2 separate regions of the Homo sapiens genome follow, and region 1 is linked to region 2. Evidence: chromatin loops called from intact Hi-C (ENCODE). Cell type or tissue: heart left ventricle. All regions are shown on one strand. Links, peaks and the distances in the headings refer to the core of each region. The heading gives the core; the rest is flanking DNA. Region 1 overlaps GCLC (glutamate-cysteine ligase catalytic subunit). Region 2 holds the start of KLHL31 (kelch like family member 31).

Evidence for each region. A loop is a pair of places that touch in the nucleus more often than their neighbours do. Peaks named below come from ENCODE experiments on the same cell type or tissue, not always from the same donor. Only the 100,000 strongest peaks of a DNase experiment are listed, where the experiment ranks them.
Region 1: a loop joins it to region 2, with 2.5 times the contacts of the local background. A loop is called at or near these places in 19 of 110 quality-filtered maps.

What each region holds. Positions count from the first base shown.
Region 1 is chr6:53,515,857-53,523,856 of GRCh38, forward strand. It overlaps GCLC (glutamate-cysteine ligase catalytic subunit), which reads right to left. Exons shown (of 16, transcript NM_001498.4): 2 at 6,559-6,671; 3 at 4,922-5,104; 4 at 253-366. Among named protein-coding and RNA genes, the nearest start is that of GCLC, 25 kb to the right of the region's middle. In heart left ventricle, for the core only: a CTCF peak has its summit at 4,539 (motif pointing right); no DNase peak of the experiment used is centred there; H3K27ac peaks cover 183 bases.
Region 2 is chr6:53,657,610-53,673,672 of GRCh38, forward strand. KLHL31 (kelch like family member 31) reads right to left here and starts at 8,147. Exons shown (of 3, transcript NM_001003760.5): 1 at 7,992-8,147. RefSeq lists an enhancer at 15,562-15,856. In heart left ventricle, for the core only: no CTCF peak of the experiment used is centred there; DNase peaks (open chromatin) are centred at 7,222 and 8,242; H3K4me3 peaks cover 4,403 bases; H3K27ac peaks cover 5,059 bases.

The DNA.
Region 1 (8,000 bases), core at 1-8,000, 150 kb before region 2:
GTGGCTCAGCGAATAACTTTGTGACGACTTGGAGAATTGACAAATCAAGCCTGGTGCACGCATCAACAACCAAGAAGCCTGGGGGTACTGAAGATGTGAACAGGTGCACATCTGCTATCTTCTCTGGTTACTTAGGAAGAGAGCCAAAACTCAGTTAATGCTCAAAAAGGATTTCTAGACAGAAATACTATACTCTCAGAAGTCAGGGGTCTAGTGAAGGGCATCTGCATTTCAACACAAAGCCATACTCACCTGAAGCGAGGGTGCTTGTTTATTGCTTCATCTGGAAAGAAGAGGGACTTGGAAGCTCCTCCTTCCACTGGGTTGGGTTTGACCTCGGGCAGTGTGAACCCAGGACAGCCTAATCTACAACAAATTGAAGAACTAAATAGATGGGATTTGTTTTCAAGAATTAATTGTGTGCAGTCTTGCCATCACTGCACCTGCCAAAGACACCTCATTTCTAGTATCCCCTTTTCAGAGGGCTTTGTGTTTACAAAACAGATGTTGTGTAAATACTGTGCCCCTTTACAACCACTCCCCACACTTCTTGCTCACAAGGATCTTCTTTTAATTCCAGCCCACTACTAACTTTATCCAAGTCTCCACTCACTCACAAACCACACAGCACTTACTCGGGTCCTCTCCATCTCTTCATCTAATAGGAAGGACTGATAGCACAGAAGTCATTTCCCTTGGTCACATCAGCTGTCATGGGTGACAGGTGTCCCCTACATGGCCTATGAGGTGTCTTCCTTTTCCATCTCTAAACTCTCAGATTATCTTTGGACCTGCTGCATGGCACCACTGCCTCCCACTTCCTGGTAGGCTCTGAATCTGGAAGGAGCCTGTTTTTTGCCTCTATAGGTCACCTCATGAGTCCCTCAAGATTAGGGAGTGTCTCTGCAGGTGTCCCCATCTACCCCTGAGATCACCCTCTGAAGTCTGAAACCCAATCCTATTCTCTTACTTGACTTAAGGAGCTCTAATTTCAACACAGAAAAATGAAGCTCCATATTTATTCCTAAGTGTAAAGCTCAAATTCTACATCACTTTTAGTGATGGCCCCAGTTTTTCCAAGTTAGGAATTTGAGGTCAATATTACATGTGCTGTGAGGGAGGACAAAGACTAAGCGAAAGCCAAACAAGGGAGGAGTTTTAAATTAGTGGGAAGAAACTTTTGGCTTGAGGATCAAGACTAGCTCATATCTTTTAAAAAAAAATTTTTTTTTTTTTTTTTTTTTTTCTGAGAAAGGGTCTTGCTCTGTCTCCCAGGCTGGAGTGCAGTGGTGCAATCATAGCTCAGTGCAGCCTTGAACTCCTGGGCTCAAGTCATCCTCCTGCCTCAGGCTCCTGAGTAGCTGGGATTACAGGCATGAGTCACTGTACCAAGTTTTTTTTTTTTTTTTTTTTTTTTTTTTCCAGGGACGAGGTCTCACTATGCTACCCAGAATGGTCTTTAACTCCTAGGCTCCAGTAATCCTTCTGCCTCAGCCTCCTAAAGTACTGGGATTACAAGCACGTGCCACCTCACCTGGCCATCAATGCCTTATTTTTAACCCCTACCTTTTCTTAATATAAAATAAAGTATCTGTTGCCTGCCCAAATCCACCTTGTAAACAATTGAAGGTAGTGATCTTATCTAGAAAACAGTTCCCAGCTACAAGGGTTCTTGAGAATTCTTGAAGCTATGTGCATTATTTACTATGAGCCTAGAACCTTAGGAATAGTCCTTTGGGAGAGTAATAAACTTAAATCTGAGGGGATTCCTTGCTCACCAGAATCAGATTGGATGAAGAGAGAATGAGAATGTGTTTGTGTGGAAGGGAGAAGGTAGAATCAGAACTTGCATCTTCGGACACCTACGGCACTGCTTCATTCTAGAGCAGTGCTGTCCCACAGAACTTTCTGGAGTGATGGAAATGTTTAATATCTCCACTATCCAAACCGATGTGGTAGTCACTAACCACGTGGCTACTGAGCCCTTGAAATGAGGCTAGTTCCTCAGTCACATCAGGAACTACAATTTTCATTTTATATAATTTTAATTTTAAATAGTCACATGATTACTGTTTTGGACTAGAGTTCCACACTATAAATCTTTGCATCTTTATAAAGTCACCCTGTTTACACTTAAGAACCAGAGCACTCCTTTCTCTCTTGATCCTATACTACAACAAAACTTTATCATTTATTGTGGATGTATAGGGAGGCTTCTAACCACTAAATAACTAATAATTATTGTTTCAAGTCCCAAAATACCTTCCTATATGGACAGGGTATAAAAAATTATACATATAATTTTTTCTAAATTACAGGTTTTTAGAATAAAGCTTATTCCTCTGTCTCAACTTTCCCTTCACAATGACTTAAGATGCTGAATCTTTTTATTTTTATTTATTTATTTATTTTGAGACGGAGGCTTGCTTTGTCACCCAGGCTGGAGCAGAGCGGCACAATCTCAGCTCACTGCAACCTCCACCTCCCAGGTTCAAGCGGTTCTCCTGCCTCAGCCTCCGGAGTAGCTGGGATTACAGGCGCATGCCACCATACCTGGCTAATTTTTGTATTTTTTGTAAAGACGGGGTTTCACCATGTTGGCCAGGCTGGTCTCGAACTCCTGACTTCAGGTGATCCGCCTGCCTCGGCCTCCCAAAGTGCTGGGATTACAGGTGTAAGACACCATGCCCAGACACTAAATCTTTTTTAAAAAGGCAACTATCCCATATGGAACCATTCTCAAGGTAAAGGGCACATTAGGCTTAACCCAAAACTTTATTTTCTGGCCCAGAAGGAAACACCACTGCCCATCAATCCTATATATTCTTCAGCTTTAATATATAAAACAGTTCTGGTTTGTGTTACAAATCCCCTCCCACTTTCTTAATTTGCTAAGTGAAATGTACAACCCTCTTAATGTTAAGGGGAAAAAAATGAACATATAAGGTATTAAATTTTCCAGTTCACTAGAAGTTGTCATTTAACATCTGTAACCTACTCCTTGGCCTCTACTCTAGTACTCTTAAGGTTTTCAGGACAATGACCTATAGCAAAAGCCTTGATGTGTCTTCTCTCCCCAGCAGTTCACTGACTCTGTCATCTTTTAAACCACCCACTTTTCCTATCACCAGCACCCACGGGCATCCAGGCAGCCCTTGTCTCCCCTCAGGGAGCTCCCTCACTCACCTCCTAGTAAGCCCTGGCACCAGCTCCACAGCTACTCTCACACTACAGCCCAAGTGAGGGCTGCAAAGCAAAAAGGGGATGCCATCTGCCCAACCCAACCTTTCCAAGGCCTTCAACTGCTTTTAGGAGAACAACTAAAATTTATGGTTAACCTGACCTGGCCTGCCAATTACCTGCCAGCTTCCCTTTACCCCATACCTGCACTTCCTCCTCAGCCTCCTAGTCACACTGGCCAGCTTGCTTTCTTCTAGTTCCCAGGAAGTCCCCGCTTGTTTGGTTCATCCTAGGACTTCTACACACACTGCTCCCCCTCCCTAAGACTGTCCTCCGCTCCTCATTCCTATTTCACTCCTCCTGGAACCTTGGACATCCCACCCCCTCCCCCTCCACCCACCAGAGTCCACTGGATACCTAGGTTGTACTCTTTGCTCCCCATCTCCTCCTGCTAGCACAGCCCCACTTTGACGCTTATGAATCTATGGGTATTTGATTGTTCTTCAACCCCCCAGCTCCACAGAGACAGAGCTGTCCGTCTTCACTCATGAGAGCATGCCCATTCTGCCTGCAGCAGGCACTCAAGTGTCTGAGTGAATGGCAGGGCCAATGATTTTTCACCTCCTCTTTCAAACATTAGGTCGAAGAAATGTGCCCACTCTAATCAAAACAAATCTGTCCACCCTCACCCAGCTGGGTTTTTCCTTCTGGGGGTGGAGAGAGAAGTGACCTGTACATACAGAATGAAGGTATCACAGAAATAGAGATGCTTCTATAAATGTTAGATGGCTGGCTTAAATAAGTTTTCAACTATTTAGATGTTACAGTAGAGATATAAAAAAAAAAATAGAATTCCCATTTAAATGCCCCTCTGAGGCCAATGATATGACCCTGAATGGCTGACGGACACGTATCAGAGAAAAGGTATAAAAATAGTTCAAAGTGTTCTCCACCATTGATACCAACCCCCAGAGCTCCTTTGAACTTTGAGGAGCTAAGTATACTGTCACCATCTGACAGACATCTAGCATAGATAAATCACATTCATGTTTTGGCAGAAATGTATTTTTACATAGAGGTTCTATGTATAATACATATGATATTCATGTACCTCATTCTAAGCGAAGAACATAATTTCACTATTTACTTTTATGTACTTTTGGTCATAACTAGATTTGATGACAAACCCTAAATCTTCTTTTCAGAACAATATGCAAGGACCTAATGACTCACGTTGTTCATAGAGCATCGGTATCGATAGTGCTTTGGGAGCACTGCAGATCCTCTGATCTGCCACTGATGCCACCATATGCTAGCAGGTAAATGCTGCTTTTTGAAAGTGCATGAGGGCGCAACTGTCACAGTCACCAGGGGACAGCATTCCAGAAGCTTTGGCTACTGCTTACAGGGTCAGAACTGTGTGGCAGGCGTGCTGCTCCCTCCACCCTCGCCTGCGGCAGACACGGCCACACTGCTGGTCTGTCATCACAGTATCCTGGTCTTTCCCACTGAGCCCCCACTGAGTGCACTCACCACGGTGCAGCCACCACAGCTGACAGAAGCTGGCATGCAACTGTGTCTGCAGCTCTACTGTTACAGAGTCTATCAAGTGCAGTCTATAAAAGATAAACCATCTGTAACGTATGAGGATTGTAAGGTGGAATGCCCGGGTCGTGACTTGCTCTTTTCATTACCTGTATCTCTGAGAGATCTGCTGGGGCATGTTAATATAGGAACTAACCTGGGAAATGAAGTTATTGTGCAAAGAGCCTGATTTTCTTCTAATATAGAAGTAGCCTCCTTCCGGCGTTTTCGCATGTTGGCCTCAACTGTATTGAACTCGGACATTGTTCCTCCGTAGGGCTGTCCTGGTGTCCCTTCAATCATGTAACTCCCATACTCTGGTCTCCAAAGGGTAGGATGGCTACGGAGGAGAAATAACTTAGTTCCATCTTATTCTTTTGCTATAGTCTGCTCAATTTTTAAGTTTTTAAAGTTGCTTTAAAAGTGTAGAAACCATTAGGTATAAATGAAGCTAAGAAGTCCTTCACAGTTCTCAGTGATTATTACTTTTCCATAGCTATTCAACTACATAAGGGTCAACAAGTATTGGGTCCAAAATGTTTTTTTTCTTTTGAGACAGAGTCTCGCTCTGTCACCCAGGCTGGAGTGCAATGGCACGATCTTGGCTTACTGCAACCTCTGCCTCCCAGGTCCAAGTGATTCTTGTGCCTCAGCCTCCTGTGTAGCTGGGATCACAGGTGTGCCCTACCACACCTGGCTAATTTTTGTATTTTTAGTAGAGATGGGGTTTCACCGTGTTAGCCAGGCTGGTCTTGAACTCCTGGCCTTAAGTGATCTGCCTGCCTCGGCCTCCCAAAGTGCTGGGATTACAGGCATGAGCCACCATGCCCAACCCAAAATCTTTATAAGTAACTGAAAATGCACACAGAGCACTCACTGTCCAGGACAAACTAACCTACTCTGCAGAGAAGGAGATGAGGCCTTAAGGGTTCTTTCAATTCAGTGCTGCCCTCCAAACTCAAATGCAGCTTCCCCAAAACGAATGAGTGGAAAATGAGCAGAGGAGTATATATTCCCCTCCCCTCCCCGTCTCTGTCTACTTAAATGTAGGAATACCTTAAAAACACACCAGGCCGGGTGCGGTGGCTCATGCTTGTAATCCCAGCACTTTGGGAGGCTGAGGCGGGCAGATCATGAGGTCAGGAAATGGAGACCATCCTGGCTAACACGGTGAAACCCCCGTCTCTACTAAAAATACAAAAAATTAGCCAGGCGTGGTGGCGGGCGCCTGTAGTCCCAGCTACTCGGGAGGGTGAGGCAGGAGAATGGCGTGAAGCCAGGAGGTGGAGCTTGCAGTGAGCTGAGATCGTGCCACTGCACTCCAGCCCGGACGACAGAGTGAGACTCCGTCTCAAAAAAAAATCATGCCAGCCAAACAAAGCCAAACAAAGCCCATCTGCAACTTATATCTTGCATCATGGTTTGTGATCCCAGTTATACGCTTCTGCAATACATTTTTTCCCAAAAATGTTTTAATAAAAAACAGGCTTTATATTTAGTTTACTGTACAAAGTGCTTCATATATTAATGTATTTAATTCCAACACCTTAGGTAGGTATTGCTATGATCTTTACTTTACAGATGAGAGAACTGAGGCACAGAAAAGTTAAGTAACTTGCCCAAGGTTATTCAGCTATTGAGTAAAGGAACCATGATTTGAAACTATGGCAACCTGAAACCAGAGCCTGTACTCTTAACTGTTAGGCTATCCTGCCTCCAATAATTGAGAAAAAACTCTATATTCTAGAAGTTTTAGCAGTTTCAGAAACACTAAATCAGCACATGAGAGCTTACTTTGGGTTTGTCCTTTCCCCCTTCTCTTGCAGAGTTTCAAGAACTTTCTCCCCAGACAGGACCAACCGGACTTTTTTATTTTCATGATCAAAAGATACCAACATGTATTCCACCTATTGAAAATAAAGGTGAGAAAAATTAACATTCTTCCAGACTTGTTTTCAGTGTGGCCTCCAGAAGAAAAAGGCAGGGAAACGTGAAGTCTGTAAAGGATCCACAGTAACTCCAGACAGTCACATTTGTTTACAGTACAGCACATAAGTGTTCATATGCATAATATGGAAACCTGTAGAAAGGATCAGTCAGTAGTGCCACTTCCATCCCTTCTTTCCTCTGTCCTACTTAATATCCTATGGAAAGGTCGATACCCATTTTGACAAGCTGTACTTCAAAAAAAAGATGTGTTTTGAAGCAAAGATTCTGTAAATTGCTGTTGTAAAAAAGAAGCTGCATTTTAAAATTTATTTCCTCAGTTGGCTTACTATAAGTTTAAGAAAGAGGTTATCTGGACATTCCAGTCAAGGTAGATTACACTTACTTACTGGCAGAGTAATAAGTAAGGTAGATTACACTTTCATAATCCCACTACCAGTCCCACTTTTGGAGAGTTAAATCATAATCATAAATATACCGTGTGGAGAAGTTATTTGAGGGGTTTCAACAATTTAATTTTGGTTTATCTCAAGTAATTTAAGGCAACTTCTCCACTCTGAAACCATATAAAATTTGCAATGCAGGGTGCACTAGTACATTTATTAACAATACCTCGTGGAATTCTAGTAAAAATAAAGGACATAAACACAAAGTCAGACTTCTGGGCAGAATACAACTAGAACCTACTTTTGTTTTTCCTGAAGTTACAAGCTTTCAATCATGACAGTTGGCGTGAGCAGTGAAGATTATGAATCACTGTGTGTGATGGAAACAAAACATCCATTATCCATATATAAGTGAAAAGATACAGAATTATTCAGGCAAGCCCTTGAAAGTACCCTTTGCACATGGCACCAATACAATTACTACAGAGGTAGGAAACTGATTCCTCACAAGGCAAACCAGGCTACAGTGTATTTGGTTTGGCCTACAATAGTAGTTTAGAAAAAATAAAAAGGCAGGCAACCGTATATCCACTATTTCCCAGATATTTCACATGTAAATCTAGGTTCTCAGTCTTAAAACAATACCCAGAAGCCCAGCACGAAGCCTGTGACTGTGTGACTGGGCTGTTTGCTTTTCAGGGGTGCACACTGTCTGCAGTTTATTCCCTTATTTATGTGTATTTCCCTGGTCTTGGAAGGCATTTGAGTCAGCCGTCCTCATCACAGAAACATTAAGGGCTAAGTAATATGATTATAAAGAGGAAAAAAATGTTAGTAACTGTAGGAGATAGCCTAGCAGATTTAAACAACAACAAAATAAACTTTCAGTTAACGTTTATTAGC
Region 2 (16,063 bases), core at 4,408-12,407:
TTGTGTGTGTGTGTGTGTGTGTGTGTGTGTGTGTGTGTGTGTGTGTTTTAAATCCCATTGTAATTTCATCCTGAGGGGTAAAACTCAGCTTTGGCTCTCCTTGAAGGGTTTTCAATTTGATGGGTGGTGTATGTGTTAAAGTAATTTTGTAGCCCTTCTATTGTATTTGCTCCTGTTCCTATCCATGCAGAAGAAGAGTAGCAGGTAGGCAGAAAATAGAGATGGTCTAATTCTTTTCCAGTGCTTTTGTTTTCCTCTTTAAGCTCCAATTATCATATTCACATTTATATTTTTTACAAGGCTGTAGCACATACATCCTTCTTCTCATTCTTTTTTTGCAAACAATGCAAAATGCATCCTTACCTTGTGAAAATAGATTATGAACCCTCTATCATTTTAATGCTCAAATGCATTAGCTTATGTGTTGAGTGTCTCTTTGTTGGATTTTCTGGGAGAAACTTTTGAATATTTGTCAGCAAGCAGTTATCAGATATCCATCTTGGTGTGGGCAGCCCAGTGCTGGGAATGATGGAGCAGTACAAGATGTAATTTATATTAGAGACACAAGACATGGCAAATGCAAAATATCAATAAGGAGCTAGGTTAGCACAGCAGAGAAAATTTTGGGGGGAAAGTCCTGTCTGTGTTCCTGGAAGAACTCCTGTGGCCATTTTTTTTTATTCATGTAGATACAGGGCTTGCAAATGCTTATTGTTTTAGAGGAAATCCTGAGCCTGGGGAGTAATCTGAGTGCCTCAGACTGAAATTCTAAATACTCTGTTATCCATCATTAAGATGTTGTTTCATAAGTAGCATGTAAGGGTGATATTTAAAATATTAATTTCTGATAAAACAGGATATCTACTAACCAGAATGGATTCAGGCCACAGTGCTGGACCTGGGTCCCAGCAGTCCCCCTAAGGTACACTGTGTAATTCTTCAGTTACTAGATAATAGACCGAGGAGAGGGTGGAAGGGTGGGAGGGACTCAGAGAAGTTCAGGGCAGTAGCTATTTGACTATTTCAATTTGTTTGATATACATATAATATTTAGAGAGGGATCTTAGTATTTCAGCATACTTTGTGATCCGAATAGAATTAAATTAGAAATTAATAACAATAAGCTATCTAGGAAAGCCATTTAATTTTCAATACTTGAAAATTAAACAGTTTCCTTTTCAATTATCCATGAGTCAAAAAAGAAATCACAGGAGAAATTTTTATAATATTTCAAATAGGATGACAATGAAAATATAACATAAATACCAATTTTACTACTTATCTACCGTGTGACTTTTGGTAGATTACCTAGCCTCTTACAGTCTCCATCAACTTATTTCTTAAGAGAAGATAATAATAGTGCCTGCCTCTAGGTTTGTCAGTGAAGTCTAATGAGGAGCCTGTAACAGCATTTTGCAGAGCACCTGACAAAAAGTGAATATTCAAAAAAATTTGAACCATTTTCATGACAAGCAATAGCCTTTGTTAGTTGTCTTTGGGAATAGAGAAAGGAGCCTGTTTAAGCTTTAGAATGAAGTGAATCAGAGAAAGCCACCACATCATGGACAAACAGTCATGAGGTGCAGGAGGCAATATGGGACAGTCACATAGTGACTCAGAAAAGAAGTGGCAAACAGCAACAAAGGGAAGATTTCTGGAATGTGTAAATATTTCTATGAGATTTTTAAAAAACACCAGGGAGAGAAAAGAAATACATACAAATACACAGCCTGAGAAACAGATTATTTTTATTTTGATAGGTAGGGCTAACCCCGAAAGTTCAGAAAACTTGGGGCATTTGGTTATAGGTTAGGTGAGCAAAACAAGAGTACATGGAACAGATTGTGTGTCTGGATTTAAGGATTCAAATAAAAAGGACTATTGTGGTGGGGTGGTGTTAGAATGGGAGGTTTTGCAGATAACATGAATCTTGTTGGGTCTTGGTAACTGAAGGGTCTTAAATAGCAGCATGTATAGGAGGGAGAAGGTTATTAGAAGTAGAGGAAATGTTTCAAGTTGAAGCAAGGAGGTGTGACTCAGCCTGTCACATGCATTCAGAGATGGCTGAGGTCATGAGGGAGACAGTTGGGCAGGTAATATTCGGTCAATACATACAGGAGGTTGGATGCCAGGAAGGCTTGAACCTGATAAATTCATATGCAGTCTAGAAGGACTAAGAAATCTCCAGGAAGAGAGAGTGCAACTTGAGGCTAGATGAAATAGTGAAATCAGTAAAAGCTCTCTCTCTCCATTTTCTTTCTCTTACTTCCTATTGATGGCTTCTCTTTCCTCCATTGCCTGACCTTCATGCTGCTCCTGGTGTTCCCACTGTTGACTCAGCCCTGGCCTGTTCCACCCATGGGAACTTCCATGCCCTTCTTTTTCTTTATAGTCTCTTGCGCTTGTCCTATTTCTGTAAGACCCCTCTGGGTGATACATTAGCTAGTCTGACAAATGAATCCGAGCTAACCAGTTAATGGGCAGATCTACTCTTTTTCCCGGATATGCATGGTTTCTGTTTTGTAAATAAGTGTCCTTCTATAATTCACATACAAATTTCTATCAGAGTAGCCTTTGTAGAATACATATATTTATATATATGTATATATATACTGACTTGCTGAATATACCATGTGCATTTCAGAAGAATTTGTATTCTGCAGTTGTTGGGTGTAATGTTCTATAAATATCAATTAAATCAGGGCAATTGATAATGTTGTTCAGGTAATCTATAACATTACTGAAAACTTATAGATAGATACACATGTGCAAACACTTATGTATTTATATATTTTTTTAATGAAAAGAAGGCTTTTAAAGCCTGTGAAATCACTCTTTAGAGGTAACTGGCTTATTTAGCTCTCTCCAAAATGAGGAGAAGGAGAGGAACAGGCAGGAGACCATTTAAGAAACTTGAAGTCAGGCTGGGTGCCATGGCTCACTCCTGTAATCCCAGCACTTTGGGAGGCCGAGGCGGGTGGATCACTTGAGGCCAGGAGTTCAAGACCAGCCTGGCCAACATGGCGAAACCCTGTCTCTACCAAAAATACAAAAATTAGCTGGATGTGGTGGCATGCACCTGTAATCCCAGCTACTCAGGAGGCTGAGGCAGGAGAATCACTTGAACCCGGGAGACAACAGAGGTTGCAGTGAGCTGATATTGCACCACTGCCCTCCAGCCTGGGCAACAAAGCGAGACTCTGTCTCAAGAAAAGAAAAGAAACCGTTGAAATCAAAGCCTGCAAACAACTTTCTTGTGGCCGAATTTTCCTATGTAAACTCATAAATTCAGTCTTTCTTTAGAGCTACCATGATATCTCATTGCCGGGTCTGCAACTCATAGGTAAGGCTGTCCATCTACCCACCCAAGTGTTCTCAGTCTGTGCCATGTTCCTCCAATAAGGACACTGCTGCAGATCCTTCAGAGGAACCTGGGGATCAGGATCATTGCTTTGAAGCTGAACAAAGCTCTGATGTTGACTTCAGGGCTGCAGAGTTGTTCATTTGTTCCTATGTCCTAATAAATGCTCTGCCTGTGGCACTGCTCCTGCATCACCGAAAGCCACTGCTTTTCTCAACTTAAGGAGAACCGTAGTCTAGTAAGAATCAATAAGCCACATCTTATGCTCCAGGCCCTGTTACAGAAAAGACTAGCTCCCTCTTTATGGGGGATCAGAACCCAGAGGCTATGTTGTCATGGGGCATACAGGAAAGGCTTCAACAAACTCTCCCGGCCTCTCACATTGGAGCCTTTCTGGGTACAGACACAAGGTACATCACACTGGGTGCAAACAAACACACACCCACCCAGACACACAGCATGCCACTTGACCAACCATGAGTTTTCCACAATCATGTTTAAGTTAAGAGCAAGGGCAATCTTTAAGGAAAGAAGTCATAAAAGGCCAGCAAAGTAATATATATGTACAGGAAAGGAAAGTGGAACAATTTAATTCACTTCAATTTACTAATTTGGTCATAGTGCTGGGCTTCAAGGCTGATGGTATGGGCTAATAGAAGATGGCTGGAAAATCTGAGTATTTTTAAAACCATATTATCCAGTAACCAGGTCACATATTAACATGTAGTCAGAGCAATTCATACAGGAACTCTCACTGTTTTATTCTACGATGATACAAATGTTCACTGTGCACTTCTAGGTCATCATCAATGATAGTCACAGTGACAGTCAAAATGTGGCTGTGAGGAAGAGGTGTTACGAAAATGAGTTACATGTGTGTGTTCATATATAGAGTATAACCTACATGCTGAGCAATACATTTTGAAAACATTCCATTCTTTTTGATTCAATTGATATTTTAACTTTGCAAAGTTGGATGAGGGTTTTACTTACTCTCTCTTTTTTTTTAAAGCTCTCTCTCTCTTTTTTCTTTTTAACGGAGTGAAGGTCTTATTGTCAGCTGCTCAGGGCATCCCCAAGCTTGGTAGCCAGGGTCCAAGCTCAGTAGCCAGGGCCATCAGCCAGGATATGATTAGTATACCCTAGGGAGGGCTTTGACTCAGGTTATGGTCTGCATGGCCAGGCATGCATCTTTGTTAAGCTGCCAGTGGCTAGGAGAGTGTGAAGGCCATTTCTCCATTTTTCCTAAATGACAGCAGGCTTGGTTCTCCCTGGCTGCCTAAGGGGGGCTCTAATATGTTACCTTTTGGGATCAAAGGAAGGAAGAACTTTACAAGCTTCCGCCAGGACTGTTGGTGGCTTGCACTTTTCACACTGTTCCTGCCAGTAGGAATTCTGGAAGGAGGAGCAGGTTTAGCCAGAGCAGCTGAGGTTGTGTAATGGGATGAACAGCTATTTGGAAGCACTGCCAGTCCCTTCCCTTTTTGGGTCAAAGAAAAGACTTTGCACAGGATGCAGAGGGTTGTAGAAGGGTCCCTATGCTACTGGAGCTATCCTTTCTTTCTGTGGAGGAAGCCCAGAGCATTCACCTTCCCTGGCTATGGACTCCACAGCCTCCTCTCCCTCTGCTGTATCTGCTATCACGTAGAGCAACCTCTTGACTACCCTGGAAGAGCTGCCCATTAGAAACTGGGCAGAAGGGTAACAGAGATGCAATTGCACACTCCCCTCCCCATGCCTACTGCAGATCCTGGCTCTTGGGCCATTTCTAGTGCCATGTATTCAACACCTGATAAGCAGCTGGGCAGAATTACGTAAATCATTACATTTTTCCTCATCTTTTGTATTTGCCAAATTTAAGTATATTAATTCTTAAATATACATCACCAAGCAGGAAACTGTTTTATGTATTTAATGTGAATGGATAGCTCCATTTTCACCTAAAAAACAGCTATATAGCTAGCATTTATTGATCGAGGGTGTACTATGTGCTGGGCCCTGGGTTAAGCACTTTACATCATTTTAGTTTTTAAATTTAAATATTACAGATATCCTAAAAGGTAGGTTATATTATGTTCATTTTACAAATGAAGAAATTAAGAATCAGAAAGAGTAAAAAAAACTTGTCCAATATCACATAAGTAAGTGTGCAGTGTGTGCTGGGGCAAAATTCAAACCCATGGAAACCCTGGGCCCCTATATTGTCTTCTTTAAATCCAGGGTAGGGTAAAAACTGTAGTAGGTTAAAAGTTAGCTTTTTCTAACATGGGAAGATAGAGACAGTGCAAGGTATAGCTGGTGTTTATAAATTTAAAATTTTGATATGGAGAACATGAAATGGTTCGTTCTGGTTCCAAATACTAGAATAAAAGAGTTACCTTTTTGAATGTAAAATAAATTTGTTTGGGGACACATCGATCCTGTGGATTTCTTTATCCTATTAAGGGTAGTAAGAATGTGAAAATCCAATAGGTTAGGTAAGCCAAATAAATAGGGACAAGGAGGGCTTGCATGAATCTGTTTATCAGATAATCAAGCACTTCCTTTAGAAGTATTAGATTGAATATGAAATTATCATTTTTTGTTTAAAAGCAAATACTTTCAATCTCATATGGTTCAACTTAGCTAGAGGCTGTGCCTAACTTTTATCTATAAAGTATACAGACTCTATGCACTAAGTTAACTACAATTCTATTCTCTAAGGCTGTATATAGGACACAAGGACACAGTACAAAGTTTTTGTTTGGGTTTTGTTGAAAACTTTAGTAAACTGGCTCTTTTTCTTTCCTAGTATTTTGTGTGTTGGAGGGAGAGGAGGTTAGAAATTGAGTTTTAAGACTGATGCCTTTTTGATTATCATAGAACTGAAAATTGGGTTTCGGTGTTCATTCTGCTCTAACCACTTGATAGACCTATAGCAGAACGTCCAACCTATCAGGATTTCAGTATAATCAACTGTCAAACAAGGAGATGCATTACTTTTGCTTCTATAATTTTGCAGACAGTTATGAATACACAGCTGACTTTTGCTGTCAGAATTGTCAAAATCTGTTCCTACATTAAATCTCCCTGTAATATGGCCTTCCATATCTTTAGAATCTACTCATTATCAGATAGGGATGAACGAACTGAGACAAGGTTTCTTTACATGGGATCTATATGTCTGGGTCTGAACAGCTAGATTTAGCAAATAAAAATACAAGATGTCAAGTTGCATTTGCATTTCAGATAAACTATGAATCATACTTTAGTATAAGTATGTCCCAGGCAGTGTTGAGGACATACTTATGCTAAAAGTTGATTTGTAGCTTACCTGAAATTCAAATGTAGCTGGATGACCTGACTTGTATCTGGCATTCCTGATCAGGGCTGGGTATCAGGTGAGTCCATGAGTCCTGCGGAATAGTCTGAAACATACTGTGTGCATATGTTTATGTGTACTTTCCACACACTGGGCTCAGCGTTTTCATGAGATCCATAACCCGAAATAGATCCAAAATGACTGGACTGAGAATAATGCTGCCAAGCAATGGTACATAATTGGACCCTTGTCTGTAAGTGGGCAAGTCCATGTGAAAGTATTGCACTTAAATTCTTCCTGGCCCCAGCTGATCCCAGATGAAGACCCCCAGAACTGGTTATAGAAAAGAGTTGTTACTTCATATTTGAGAACATTTTCCTTCCCACTGCCCTGCACCCATGCTTCCTGGGAGTCCACAACAGGGTAAACTGGAAAGCCATGTGTGCTAAAGTGTCACTGTCACTCTCATGCCAGTATGAACTGGGATCCCAGAATGTCTTTTTGCCAAAGGGGCGAATCAGCTGCGCCTGCTCCCTGTCCTGGCCACATTCCTATCGCTGCATCTGTCGGGGCTCATCAGCCCTACCTCCAGGAATAGAAACCCTCCTGGCTTCTGTGGCTTGCCATTTTAAGTCCAACCTCGGGGTGGGGTGTAGGGGGGTGGTTTCCACTTCACCATTACACTTCCAACATGATTTTTAATATAAAATATATGTCAGCATAATGATATGTGCACATTTAAGACAAAAACCTATTTTTTAGCCAAATAACAAATTTTTTTTTTTTTTTAGGAAGGATATTTCCATTTCATCAATAGGTTATATTTCTGGGAATTCAGAGTTGTCTGAGTTTTGTGCTACAGATTTAGTTAAAACTGGTAACATTTCATCCAAACTGATCAGTAACAAATGTTAAAATGATTCTTGATAAAAATAAAGGTAGAATTCTAAACTTTGTGAACAAAGCCTAAGAATTTTCTCTCCTTCTCCTTCTCTATAAAGTAGTGAAAGAAAAATATATCTTAAGCTTTAGAGATTTAGAATTTTTGTTAGAAATTACAGGTGGTTTTACATTTGTAGGGCATCATTGTCATGCATTTTGTTACCGTGAAGTTCTCCTAACACGTTACATTTCTCAGATTTCAAAAAAATGTTTTCTGTCTCCCAACTTCAGATTAGGGACATGAACCACCTGACCCAGCTGTAGACTCCCTTCAGTAAAATAGCTCTACAACCACAAACACTCAGCCCACCCTCTCCCACCCACACATCCACACACACCCCAGGATCTAGAAGGCAGGAATTGGCGACTCTGGTCCCAGCTCCTTACCCTCCTTGGGTGAAGTGGCAGGTCAACTTGAGATGATGAAGTTTTAGCAGGAGACTCCTCTTGGGAAGGGATCTGTGGAGATAGAGAGAGGGAGAAGGAAAATCCGGTGGGGAGCCACCAGCAGCCACCTGACAAGACCCGGCTGCAGCAATTTTTAGAGTGACCCTTTGCCGTCCCACTGGATAAGGCAGGCCGAGCCTGCGCTTTGGCCCGGGAGCAGAGCAGCGAGCGCCCTCCTCTCCGTCTTTGGCCTTCAACTCTCCAGCCAGCCGGGGGCAGGGGGCGGGGCTCCGGTTGGTGGAGAGGGGTTGGGTTTCTTGAACTGACCAGCTGCTCAAAATGAAAAAGAAAAGAAAAGAAAAGAAAAGAAAGAAAGAAGGAAAGAAAGAAAGAAAGAAAGAAAGAAAGAAAGAAAGAAAGAAGGAAGGAAGGAAGGAAGGAAGGAAGGAAGGAAGGAAGGAAGGAAAGAAAGAAAGAGAAAGAAAGAAAGAAAGAAAGAAAGTCAAGAGCTCAATCAACCTGTGTGAGAGGAAAGAAAATTAATTCGATGGATGTTTAATTGTTGGAAGCAGGGATTCTAGTAGAGTAAGGAGAAGGGAAGGCTGTGGATTAAAAATTAGTTTTTGGAAAGGTAATTAGCCTGGTCACCTACGGTCTTTTGAGAAGATAGTGGTTATAAATAGCCTATTCTTTATAAGAGGAGCACGTATCTACCAGATATGGTACTTTCTACAGCACCTCACATGTGGTTCTAACATTATTAGGCTCATTTTAGAGTTTAATAAAGTGAGGTTTATGGCCAGCGATTTTCCAGTGATCACAGAGAGGTCTGAGATTAACACACACTCTAGCACACATGCAGGTTGGGAAATATCTACTTTGGCAACACTTCATGAGAAAAAAAATTCAATGATTATAATTGACTACAAATTTTAATGGGCACCAAGAGTGTGAAATGGTTGCTTAAAAAGTTAACATGATATTAAGCTACAATAATAGAAAAATAGATCATGGAAAATAAATGTTCTAATTATTCTTCATTAGTCAGATGATGTGTTAAGCATCACTTTGCTATCTTGGCACTCTGAGAACTTACTCTTCATCCTACAGAGATGGCTGGAACAAAAAAACTTCAGAGGCGGTGCATGTTGGAAACATCTGAAGAGAAGTATGACAAAGAGAGGACTTTTAAGATAAGTGAGACACCTGAGAGCAAGTGTTGTGGGGGCTGTTGTACAGCAAGAGGATTCAGTCAAAATTTCTGTAGCCTAAAATGTCAAAAATTTTAATGTGCAGTAATTCCGGGGAAATACCTTAAAATAAAGAAGAAGAGTGCAGATAACAGCTGGGCTCTAATGATGAAAATGGCAGCCTTGTAAAAGAGCCAGTTCTCTATAATTAGAAGGGTGGAAGTAAAAGAAGTTGCAGGACTGGTGTGACATTGAAGGGACTCTGTCTATGGCTGGGGGCTTGCACTGCATCATCTCTGAAATCTTTCCAACTCTAAGGCTCTGATTCTATATGTGCCAGTCTCCAGTTCACCTGAGACTCTCAATTCACTGGATAGCATCTGTCTATTGACTACTTCTGCTGGAATTCCCACCAATTTTTTAGTAGGAAAAACTATTTGGATTTTTTTTTTAATTCTTTGCTTCTACCCATAGATCTCCAGCACAGAAAGCGCCAGGAGCAAATCAAAGAAGCTTCTATTATGGTTTGCTTCTAAGAAATTCTACTTGGTCCCACCTCCTTGACTCAGGTAAAGGGTCAGAACCTTCCATCTTTGTTTGTTTGTTTGTTTGTTTTTTGTAGAGACAGGATCTCAGTATGTTGTCCAAGCTGGTCTCAAATTCCTGGTCTCAAGTGATCTTTCTGCCTTGGCCTTCAATCCCGTTTTAATTGTAATAAAAGTCAGCCTTATATCAGTATTTATGATAATGATGATATAATGATGGAAAGGGCCTTCAAGAAGATGTTGGTACCAATATTATCTTCTTCAAGGGTTCAAGACTATTAATTCCAGTTTTACTGGAACATCACTGAGATGCTCCTTTCAATATAATATAATGTTAAGATATGAACACAAGTGGAAGAATAAAAGGCAAAAAATGGAAAATCTAAGACACTTTAAAAATCATTTTCAGAGTAGCTAGTCTGTGTAACCATTCGACTACTGCTATGGTAGATACACTGGAAACACAGCATGGGACAGTAGGTTGTAGTGAATATTAAGAAATTTTGTCTTTGTCTTTAAAGCAATGAGTCTACCAATTGGAGCATATTTAATAAAAAAGAGGGTCATGATGAGATTGGCATTTTAGAATGAACATTCCGTAATTTGGGGATGTAACCTTAATGGAATTTAGATTTGTTTCTATTGCTAGTGCCTGTCTCTCTTCCACCAACCTCCTGATACTCTCTGCCATACAGCCAGTTCAAATGTAAGCTCCATGAAGGCAGGGATTTTTATCTGTCCTAACAGCAGACTTTCTCTCTTGGCTTTGATGAAGCCTAGTGCCAGGTTGGAGATGCCCAAGCAAGGAACATCCAGTTAGAAACTAAAGCCTTCAGTTCAATATCCCAAAAGACAGGAATCCTGACAATCATCATTTAGTGAACCTGGAAGTCAATCCTTCCCCAGTTAAGCCTTCAGATGAGGCCCCAGCCCTGTCTAACATCTTGATTGAAGCCTTGTGAGAGAGCCTAAAGCAGAGGACCTAGGGAAGCTCTGCCTCCATCCCTGATCCAAAGAATCAGTGAGATAATAAATGCATGTTGTTTTAAGCTGCTAAGTTATACAGCACTAGGTGACTAACATAGTATGCTTCTATTTGCCTTTTACTAATTTAATTCTTGCAGCATCTTTACCAGATAAAATTCCTGTTTTATATATAAGAAAACTAAGGCTGTTTTAACTTGTTCCAGATCATATGGCTGGTAAGGGATGGGGTCAGAATTTGGACCCAAGTTGTCAGGATCCCAGGTGTGCTCTCTTAACTACTTGACTTTACACAAAGGCAGTGGCTGAGTCTGATTTGTTCACAGTTGTCCCATTCTCCAACATAGTGTATGGCACATAGTAGATTCTCAATAATGGTTAATTAATTAATTACTTAATCTAGAACACTGCTAGATGAATGATGAATAGATTTATTTTGTTCACACAAGATAATTTTATAAGTGTTTTCAAAAAGTGTAACTGTGACTGTTTGGTCTCAGAGGCTTCTTGTTTTGTCTCAGAGGCTTCTTGTTTTGGTCTCAGAGGCTTCTTGATTCTTCAGGGCTATGTACTAATTGACTGAAATTTACAGGTGCATTTCAGTGTGTAGAGTAGTGTAATATAAACATGATGCAAGCCACATATGTAATTTTAAATGACCTAGGGGTTACTTTTAAGAAGTAAAAAGAGGCCAGGCTTGGTGACTCATGCCTGTAATCCCAGCACTTTGGGAGTCCAAGGCAGGCAGATCACGAGGTCAGGAATTTGAGACCAGCCTGAGCAACATGGTGAAACCCCATCTCTACTACAAATACAAAAATTAGCCAGGTGTGGTGGTGCGTGCCTGTAATCCCAGCTACTCAGGAGGCTGAGGCAGGAGAATTGCTTGAACTTGGGAGGTGGAGGTTGCAGTGAGCCAAGATTGCACCACTGCACTCCAGCCTGGGCAACAGAGCGAGACTCCATCTCAAAAAAAGAAAAAAAAAGAAGTAAAAAGAAACAGGTGACATTTATTTTAATAAAACATTTTATTGAAGTCAATATATCTATATTACTATTTTAATACATAATTAATATAAAAATTAGTAATTAGATATTTTACATTCAGAATAAGTACTACAGCTTCAAAATTTGGTCTGGCTTCTACATTTTTTAGTATATTTCAAGTGATGAAACTTGGATATTCCCTATTACAATCACTCAATAGCCATAACTGGCTAATATTGGAGAGTGCAGGTGTGTGGATGGTGCAAGTGTGTGAAAGGTGCAGGTGTACAAACAGTGCATGTGTGTGAATGGTGCAGGCAGTGCATGTTTTGATTGGCCCAGGTGTATGGACAGTGCATGTATGAGAATGGTGCAGTTGTATAGACAGTACATGTGTGAATGTTGCAGGTGTATGGACAGTGCATGTATGTGAATGGTGCAGTTGTATGAACACTGCATGTGTGCAAATGTTGCAGATGTATGGACAGTGCATGTGTGTGAATGGTGCAGTTGTATGAACAGTGTATGTGTGTGGATGGTGCAGGTGATAGTGCATTTGTGTGAATGGTGCAGGTGTATGGACATTGTAGGTGTGTGAACAGTACAGGTACATGGACAGTGTCAGTGTATGAATGGTGCAGTTGTATGAACAGTGCAGGTGAATGGACAGTGCATGTGTGTGAATACTGCAGGTGTATGGACACTGTACATGTGTGAATGGTGCAGGTGTATGAATAGTGCAGGGCAGGCGTGTGAATAGTGCAGGTGTGTGAATGGTGCAGGAGTAAAGCTTGGATGGAAGATTCAACCTTTGGGAATCTATAGAATATCCATTCCCCTTGTGACCGCTCTGTCTGTTATAATCCCAGGATACATCAGAAATAGCTCAAAATAAAAACAATTTTAGGGACAGAAGTTGTCTGAAAGTTGCTCTTAGATAGTTGCTAGAACATAAATGACTCATCACCTTGGACACCTGAGAAAGGTTTCATTAATTTTGGGCATGGACCTTCATGTTTTTAAAATTGGGGTTAATGAAATGGGTAATTTCATTTCAGGCAAAAGAAAGGAAAGGTTAAGAGAACAAAATTGCCCCAGATTTGGGTTCTTAGAAGGCGAGACTTGAGAAGATGACCTTTTAGCAATGACTATATTAGGTCTTTGGTTGTACAAAGTCATTAAGGAGCCAGAAAGGCCAGGAGCCAAATAGGCAGTGGAAAGGTGAAGGAGACGGATTTTACTTCCAGCTGCCCCACATCTCAACCCCTTTCCTATGGTTGTGGATTTTCCCACTGTGTGAGGTCAGGCAGAAAGCAAAGTCTGTCTTTCACCATAGAAGCCAAAAACCAGATGCTTCATTTGTCAGGCTGCTGTGCAGCTATGGCAAGAATGGGTACAAGACATAGGCTTGGCTGATCAGATGCCTGCATCCAGACTAGAAATGAGGAGCTAGTGATGCAAAGAAGCAGGCAGAGAGGACGTTGTTTTGGCAGTGGGGATTGCACGGGCTGAGCAGTATCAGCAGCACTGGTTTGCATGAACAGCACTGGCAGTGGGGCAGTGGTGGCATCCCTGGGTCCAGAGCAGGAGGCTTTAGGACATGAAGCTGTGACATGGAGGCAGCTGTGGTGTCTGGAGCTGTTGGTCTTGACCCTGGCTTCAGAGTTTTCTCTTTCTTTTGCTCCCTCCCTTTTTCTGGCCTGGTTCTCTGATCATACAGCGGAGGTTCTATGAGCTGCCCAGCACCCTTTCAAAGGATTCTTTCCTCCTTGGTTGTTCAGTTGGCTAGCTCCAGAGCTCAGCTGCTCTGCATAATAAATTGCAGGGGAATTGAGGGAGAGAAGCTGAGAGGAGACAGCCTGGAAAACAGGGAAGCATGGAGATGGTAGGAGTCTTGCAGAAGACAGGGGCTGAGCTACATCACAGGAAGATGTTGTGTGTGGGAAAACAAGGAATTACTGATGGCTGTGTGGTTGAAGGGCCTGCCACCACAAAGATGCCTAATGATTCATTTTCCGCCGTTTGCATTCTGTTTCAACAAGTGCTCTCCATAGCACAAAAGTTTCAGTAAAGTCTGCCATACATAAATGCCTGGGCGGTGTGTTGAGTGGAATCAATGAAAAGTCACCCCAGTTGGCACAGAGCAGACATGAGGGGAGAGCTGTGGCTGGGCCATGAGGGGGAGTTCAGCAGAGCAGTAACTTGGAGTCAGTGGTGACAGACATGAGCCTACGACCTGGGAAATTCTCTGAAATCCTGGCAAGGACACAGAGGTCCCCCATGGCTGTGACTTAGAAAGGTCAAGCCAATTTTATGGGAGACCTCAGCTGACATCTGGGTTACACCAGTATTTATCCATCTTCACTAAGAATGGCTGGCTCAGGGATCGGTCACACGGGACAAGTGCCATTTTTCATCTTTTATGTGGAAGAAGTAATCTTTGTCTGAAAAAGGAACTGTTAGTGACTCCCCAAACAAGTGGGAGGAAAGTCTGTATTCCAAGAATTTTCTGATAATAGAAATGAAACATTGCCTTTTTTTTTTTTTTTTTTTGAGATGGAGTTTCGCTCTTGTTGCCCAGGCTGAGTGCAGTGGCGTGATTTCAGCTCACTGCAATCTCTGCCTCCTGGGTTCAAGCGATTCTCCTTCCTCAGCCTCCCAAGTAGCTAGGATTACAGGTGCCCACCACCATGCCCAGCTAATTTTTTGTATTTTTAGTAGAGACAGCGTTTCACCGTGTTGGCAAGGCTGGTCTTGAACTCCTGACCTCAGGTGATCACCCACCTTGGCCTCCCAAAGTTCTGGGATTACAGGCGTGAGCCACTGCACCTGGCCAAAACATTGCCTTTTTAAGGAGAAACAGAGAAATATGTTTTATTATTTCAAACACATGAGTTTTAAGTGAGAAGCATTGGCTAAGATAACTCCAGCAACAAGACAATGTGTTCAAAAGTCTGATCGAATTTTTACTTTGGAAAAATAACAATGGGTCCAATCAATGAAATAAAAACTTTGATGGAAACTGCAGCTAATTTGGTGAATTCATACAGCCTATCCCAATAGTATCTAGAAGTGCTAGTTGTACTTGTTCTGTGCTCAATATAGTTAAGAGGTTCTTGACGTAAGTGGGCACTTGCAAACCACATGCTCTGTTGTGACATTTTGGAGGCAGCAGCACCATTCTAGTGTAAAGACACACTTGCAAAGGAGAAAACATATTTATTGCAAGCACTTACACAGTATGGCATAGTTTTCAAAACGTAGAAAACATGTCTAAAAAAAAATCTGCATATGAATGCCAAACTCTCATTTGCTGTAGCACCATTGAAAAGTCAACCCTCAGGCCAGGCATGGTGGCTCATGCCTGTAATCCCAGCACTTTGGGAGGCTGAGGCGGGCGGATCATGAGGTCAGGAGATTGAGACCATCCTGCCTAACACGGTGAAACCCTGTCTCTACTAAAAATACAAAAAATTAGCTGGGTGTGGTGGCGCACACCTGTAGTCCCAGCTACTTGGGAGGCTGAGGCAGGAGAATCACTTGAACCCAGGAGGCGGAGGTCGCAGTAAGCCGAGATCGCACCACTGCACTCCAGCCTGGGTGACAGAGCGAGACTCCATCTCAAAAAAAAAAAAAAAAAAAAAAAAAAGCAAAGAAAAGAAAAGAAAAGTCAACCCTTTTAGCATGTAGAAGCCTATTATTCAGAGAACCTGCTTTCCTGGCAGAGCACTTGTCTTAATAAAAGTTAGAGACTGGCTCATGTGGCCACATTGAGTTAAAATGATTTAACTTTTCCTTTTTAACAAGTTTTGAATGGCGTACCTCCCCTACCAATTGCCTTCTCCTTGTGTCTCCTTCCCTGATCTGCCTGGCTCTCCCCCACCCCTGCCCATCTCCCAGGCTGTGAAGTGCCTTCTTCTGTAATGATGTATACCTGTCTATCCTGGCACTTACTACATTTTAACAATGTGTTTGTCTCCTTCCTCGTCTTCATTTTTTTAACATCTCTATCCCCAGCATGGTGCCAGAATACTTGGGCAATGCTCCAGAAAGTCTGTCACTCTAGTGATGAGTCATTTGCTTGCATTAATGACCTTCTAACTCTGGAATTCAACAATATTGAAGTAACATTAAACAAGACCCCAAAGATCATCCACTCTTTAGTTGCACTGTCAAATTTTCTTAAAAAGGTGATTAAACGACTAAAAAATCCTTTTCACTCACTGCCCTAATGAAGAGATGGCCCCATCCAATGCTTGCCTGCCACTCTGTCCCATTTCACCCACTTAGCTACAGTCTGACCTTTGACTCTATTAAAATATTTCTGCTTGCTTCACTCTGATCAAGAGCTACATGATTATGAAAG